Linked DNA regions of Homo sapiens: region 1 is linked to region 2. Evidence: read pairs that join two places in POLR2A ChIA-PET (ENCODE). Cell type or tissue: PC-3. All regions are shown on one strand. Links, peaks and the distances in the headings refer to the core of each region. The heading gives the core; the rest is flanking DNA. Region 1 overlaps H3-3A (H3.3 histone A). Region 2 has its middle 20 kb from the start of ACBD3-AS1.

Evidence for each region. Peaks named below come from ENCODE experiments on the same cell type or tissue, not always from the same donor. Only the 100,000 strongest peaks of a DNase experiment are listed, where the experiment ranks them.
Region 1: POLR2A ChIA-PET joins it to region 2 with 5 read pairs; 29 of 35 experiments call an interaction of 5 or more read pairs at or near these places.

Annotation. Positions count from the first base shown.
Region 1 is chr1:226,065,231-226,068,143 of GRCh38, reverse strand. It overlaps H3-3A (H3.3 histone A), which reads right to left. Exons shown (of 4, transcript NM_002107.7): 3 at 2,335-2,488. Among named protein-coding and RNA genes, the nearest start is that of H3-3A, 4.0 kb to the right of the region's middle. In PC-3, for the core only: no CTCF peak of the experiment used is centred there; no DNase peak of the experiment used is centred there; H3K4me3 peaks cover 265 bases.
Region 2 is chr1:226,126,929-226,129,841 of GRCh38, reverse strand. It overlaps the pseudogene LOC112268255. Among named protein-coding and RNA genes, the nearest start is that of ACBD3-AS1, 20 kb to the left of the region's middle. In PC-3, for the core only: no CTCF peak of the experiment used is centred there; DNase peaks (open chromatin) are centred at 981, 1,811 and 2,341; H3K4me3 peaks cover 1,074 bases; H3K27ac peaks cover 1,739 bases.

The DNA of each region.
Region 1 (2,913 bases), core at 137-2,636, 62 kb after region 2:
CACTAATTTATGACCTAATGAATTAATTTTGATTTAATGGCAAAGAAAAAAAAGAACTACAAGAAAGTATTAGTTTAGGACATTTTGAGTATATTCAACGTCTGCCTCTTTACCATTTCAAAGCAACACTGTCCACTTAACACAAGAATATTTGAGTTCAAGTTCTCAGACATTAAAAGCAAAGACTATATTTTAAGTAAGTCAATTATTGATTATCTATGGCAAACTGAGACTAATTTCTCCTCTACCATTCTCACTGGACTGCCTGCTATCCTTTAGTTGTAAAGTGTGTAATTCTAAGGCCAAAAACAAAGGACCTTTGGATTTCTACTTCAATTGCGATCTTCTATTATCCTATTCCATTAACAAATTCTCCCTCTGTTATCTTTTTTTTTTTTTTGAGACAAGAGTTTTGCTCTTGTTGCCCAGGCTGGAGTGCAATGGCGCCATCTCGGCTCACTGCAACCTCTGCTTTCCGGGTTTAAGCAATTCTCCTGCCTCAGCCTCCCTAGTAGCTGGGATTATAGGCGCCTGCCACCACGCCAAGCTAATTTTTTGTATTTTTAGTAGAGAAGGGGTTTCACACCATGTTGGCCACGCTGGTCTGGAACTCCTGACCTCAGGTGATCTACCCACCTCAGCCTCCCAAAGTGTTGGGATTACAGATGTGAGTCACGGCGCCCGGCCCACTCTCTGTATTTTTAAGATAACTAAAATATATGCATAAAAAAGCAAACAGAAAACACAAAAGCTTAACAAAGATCACTCTTTCCAATAAAGAGCTATCTAACACTAAGAGAACTGTGGACAGAAGAGGTGAACATTTTGCTTAAAACCAATACAACCACACTTAATGACAAATATGTAATAGTAACAATGGAAGTTTACATGTGAATAATTTTAGAAAGATGAGTCTTTTACCCAGATTGTTTAGTAAATTCAATTTAAAAGGCTACATTATTGACATTTAAGCTAAAAACGCTACACTTTTCAAGTACAGTATTGTTCTTTAAGCACAGTTCTAACTAGAAAATATTAGCAGCTTTGTACCAATGCTTACGAATCTTAGTAACATTTCTGTATTTAGTAATAAATAAGAACTGAAGATAATCGGCTATTAAAACAGAAAATAAAGTTTTAAGTAAAAACATGGAAGATTTTAGTAGTTGAAATTTCAGCAACTCACTGAGAATTTAATGGATGCCTACTCCTGGAATTCACCAATCAAATGAAGTTTAGATTAACCATAGAAACAGCTCGACCAATTACACTTCAGGGTGGAATCCACCTATCCTATCTTTCTCATACATAAAGCAAAAGCCCAGCACAGCAACAGCAGCCTTGAAAATCCTCCAATGGAATGTACTTAGATTCTGGATGCCCCCTCCCCACCCCCAGAATGATTCAGGTCTGCAATGGTGCCTAACAATCAGCATTTTTAACGACCCCCAACTGCATGCTTCTGATGGAGGTGGTAGCTTTACTGTATTCTGGGATACTTGCAACTAAAGAATCCAACCACACAATATAAAATAGGTTACTTAAGTGACTGATGTTAATGACGTCTACATACCTTTATCAAGTATCTTGTAGGAATTTCAAGTTTTGGTCTTAACTTAAACCACAAATATCTCAAATACATAAATATCTCTAGAACAGTATTTCTCTAAGTCCTGACATGCTAGAGATTAAGATTAAATTCAATATGCTCCACATGTAAGTGGCAATCCCTAATCCCCTTTAGGAAACCACAAGGCAAATCCTGGCCCCTTTACACGTCCAGTATCACCTTTAAGCACCGTTCCCCCAATCTTGCCAATCCAATCCTATCCTCCACTCACTGCTCCTTTTACGTCTTAATGCATAATTTTTTAATACTGCCTATTCCCATCCTAGGTATTAAGCTCTCTCTACCTATATGTTTCTTCAGGACCTGAAGAGACATTTCTTTTATTCTAGGCACTGTTGTTTGAAATTGTTACTACAAATATAGACCTCTAGTCTCAAGTTCTTCTTAATGTCCTGCAGCATCCATAAACCAAACCAGAGGATTTTCTTTAAATATTGTTTTTAGTGCAATGTTTCAAAATTTTAAATGGTATAATGGAATGTGCACTAAGCCTTGGAGTCAAATAGGTTCAAATTATGGTTTTGCCATTTTCTACGTGTATGACCTTGAGCAATTTAACCTTTCTGAAGTCTCAACAGTGAAGTAACAATATCAACTACCTGACAGGCTTGTGATTAAATGATATAAGCACATGCAACAATTTGGAACTGTTCTTGGTACACAACAGGAATACAAACTCTGAGTCTTCCCACCCACCATTTTACCTGCAAAGCACCGATAGCTGCGCTCTGGAAGCGCAGATCTGTTTTAAAGTCCTGAGCAATTTCTCGCACCAGACGCTGGAAGGGAAGTTTGCGAATCAGAAGTTCAGTGGACTTCTGATAACGTCTAATTTCACGGAGCGCCACAGTACCAGGCCTTTAAAAAATTAATAAAGAAACTGTTACCAAAAACATAACTAGCACAAAAAGGTAAGTGGGCAGCTTCAAAGAAATGCAGTAATCTTTCAAAAAATAAGCCACCCAACAATTCTTCAGCTTCAGTATCAAATTTCACTGATCAACTTAAGATGTGAACATTCAAATCTAGTAACAATACCTTTAAAGCAAAAAGCATGAAATTAAAATGCATTCTTAGCAAGAAATTCATCAAAGCCCTATTTATTTTCATTTTAAAAAGTTATTCATGTATATAAACCTTGGGAAGGTATTAGCTGTCAGGCTAATGAAGAAGTTGGCTCCCCTCAATTTAGCACCACTCTCCTTCCCTACACCCTCTATTATCTTAAGAGCCCTTAAAGATGACCAACACAACCCAATGAACTTCATTTAAAAATCTGCTTG
Region 2 (2,913 bases), core at 281-2,780:
GCCATACAGAATTCCACAGAGTGGGCCAGACACGGTGGCTCACGCACTTTGGGAGGCTGAGGTTGGCAGATCACTTAAGCCCAGGAGTTGGAGACCAGCCTGGGCAACGTGGTGAAACCCCGTCTCTACTAAAAATACAAAAATTAGCAGAGCATGGTGGCGCACACCTGTGATCCCAGCTACTTGGGAGGCTGAGGCAGGAGAATTGCTTGAACCCAGGAGGCGGAGGTTGCAGTGAGCGGAGATTGCACCACTGCACTCCAGTCTGGGTGACTGACAGAGCAAGATTCCATCTCAAATAATAATAGTAATAATAGTATAAAAAATTTTAAAAAGAATTCCACAGACTGGGTGGAAAAGAAATTGATTTCCCACAGTCCTGGAGGCTGGAAAGTCCAAGAGCATGGCACCAGCATCTTGTGAGGGCCCCACCATGGCAGAAGGATGGAAGGCAGAGGTAAGCATGTGAGACATGAGAGGGAAGTGGTCCAGAATCATCCTTTTTATCAAGAACCCACTCCAGAGATGATGGCATGGATCCATTCCTGAGGGCAGAGCCCTCATAACCTAATTACCTTGCAAAGGCCCCACCTGCCAATGCCACCATCACAACGGCAATTACATTTCAACATGAACATTGCTGGGGACATTTGAACCATAGCACTCTGTTTTGTCCATGGTCTGGGCTTAGAACCAATAAATTACCCCTTCCTCCCAAGCCTTCTTGAGTTGGGTGATGAAGTTCTGTCACCTCATCATCTCTTCCTGGGTGGCCTTCTGTGGAAGATGATGCTATCGGCAGTGTTTCTCAGCATGCAGCCAGTGCTATCGGCATCCACATCACCCAGGGCTCTTGAAAATATCAGTGCCTGGGCCCCCCCTCCAACCTGCTGAATCAGATTCTCTAGGGTGGGCCCCAGGCTTCTGCAATTTCAACATTGGAATTTGGGCAGGACTATGACACAGTGACTCACTGCCCCTCTCCAGCTGTCCTGTGTGTCCTGCAGTTCATGCTGCTTAGTGTTGACAGTGTCTGAGAAACCCAAAGTGTTGTAGCCCTGGGAGGTGGTATGTGGGCTCATAGCTTTGGGGAACCAAGTGGAGTTAAGAGCTGTGATAAAAGCACTGTGGGCGTTCCAGGCTGGGGTGGGGGCTGGAATCTGAGGAATGGAGGAGTATCTAGGAAAGTGGCTGGAAGCGGACAACATTGTGCTGGCTGCAGCTCATTCTTAGTGGGCAGGTCTTAGCAAGTCGTGTCATTCACAGCCCAGTTAAAAGATGTACTGGGCCGGGCACGGTGGCTCATGCCTGTAATCCCAGCACTTTGGAAGGCAGAGGTGGGCGGATCACCTGAGGTAAGGAGTTCGAGACCAGCCTGGCCAACATGGTGAAACCCCCATCTCTACTAAAAATACAAAATTTAGCCAACCGTGGTGGCAGGCACCTGTGATCCCAGCTACTCAGGAGGCTGAGGCAGGAGCATCGCTGGAACCCGGGAGGCGGAGGTTGCAGTGAGCCGAGATTGCGCCACTGCACCCCACCCTGGGCAACAGAGCGAGGATTCATCTCAGAAAATAAAACAAAAAGTTGAACCAAGATTGCAAAGTTCCCTTCCAGCTCCAAAACTCAAGCCAGGGGCCCTGTGAGACTTTCCCGGAAGTCTGGGCCCTGAGGTTGCTGAGGGCGCTTCCATGCAGGTGCCGCTTCCATCCAGGAACTGAGCTCTGCCCTTCCGTTTGTTTGTTCACTTCACTCCTCCCCTAGAGGCTGAAGTTGCTTCTGGGAAGGAGGCTGGGCACTTCTGGGCTGAGCCTTGTTTCCATAGCACCCAGCCACCCTGCCAGGAAGACACAGGTTTCTCCTGGTTGACTGTGAGAGGACTTTGACCCGCGCTCCGTTTCCTGCTGGGCCAGACTTAGGAGGAGGTACCGGGGCAAGCAGCACAGTGGGACTTGCAGGTCCCGGACCCAGCCCTTCATTCAGACCAGTTGTTCTGGAAGTTTGGGCCCCAACCAAGAGCAACAGCAGCAGTATCAGGAAACTTGTTAGAAATGCAAATTACCGGACCCCACCCTGGACCTACTAAATTAGAAACTCTAGGGTGGGGCCAGCCATCTGTGTTTTTGTAAGTCCCCAGGTGTCTCTCATGCACACCAAAGTTTCAGAAACACTTTATGCATTGTGTGCATGTGTGTGTGTGTGTGTTTTCTTTTTTTTCTTTTTTTTTTTTTTGCAGGATTTGACAGAGTCTTTATCTGGCTTCTGTTACATCTTATTCTGACTCAGGTTTACGGACACAATGCTGGAAAACCAGTTCCTGCTCTACCCACGCCTCAACTTGTTAAGAAGAAACAGTATCTAACACCGAGGCACGTCACATCTTCGCCATTCCCACTTCCTTTCTGCCCTAGGCATTCAATGTATGCCACCGGGGGCCATCAGGACTAGGGCTCTGCAACCACGGCAGCAGACAGGTGTGAAGCTCAGAGTCCCTCCTAACAGCCTCCCTCCAGCGTCTTCTTGGCCGCGGCGGCGAAGCAGCTCCGCAGGGCCTCGAACTCCCGCGCGCAGAAGTCCTTACTCGGCCCCGCAGGCGGCCAGCCGCTCGGGGAAGGCGCGGAGGCAGCTTCGCATGCGGCCCCACACCGCTCCGTCAGCCGACATGAGCGGCTATTCCCAGCGCCCCTCATGTGTGTGTTTTCAAAATGAGGTTTTGCTCTGTCACTGAGGCTGGAGTGCAGAGGTGCCATCATAGCCCATTGCAACCTCCACCTCCTGGCCTTAAGCAGTCCTCCTGCCTCAGCCTCCCAAGTAGCTGGGACTACAAGTGTGTGCTTGTTTTTTCTTTTGTAGAGATAGGGTCTTGCTATGTTGTCCAGGCTGGTCTTGAAGCCCTGGGCTCAAGCAATCCTT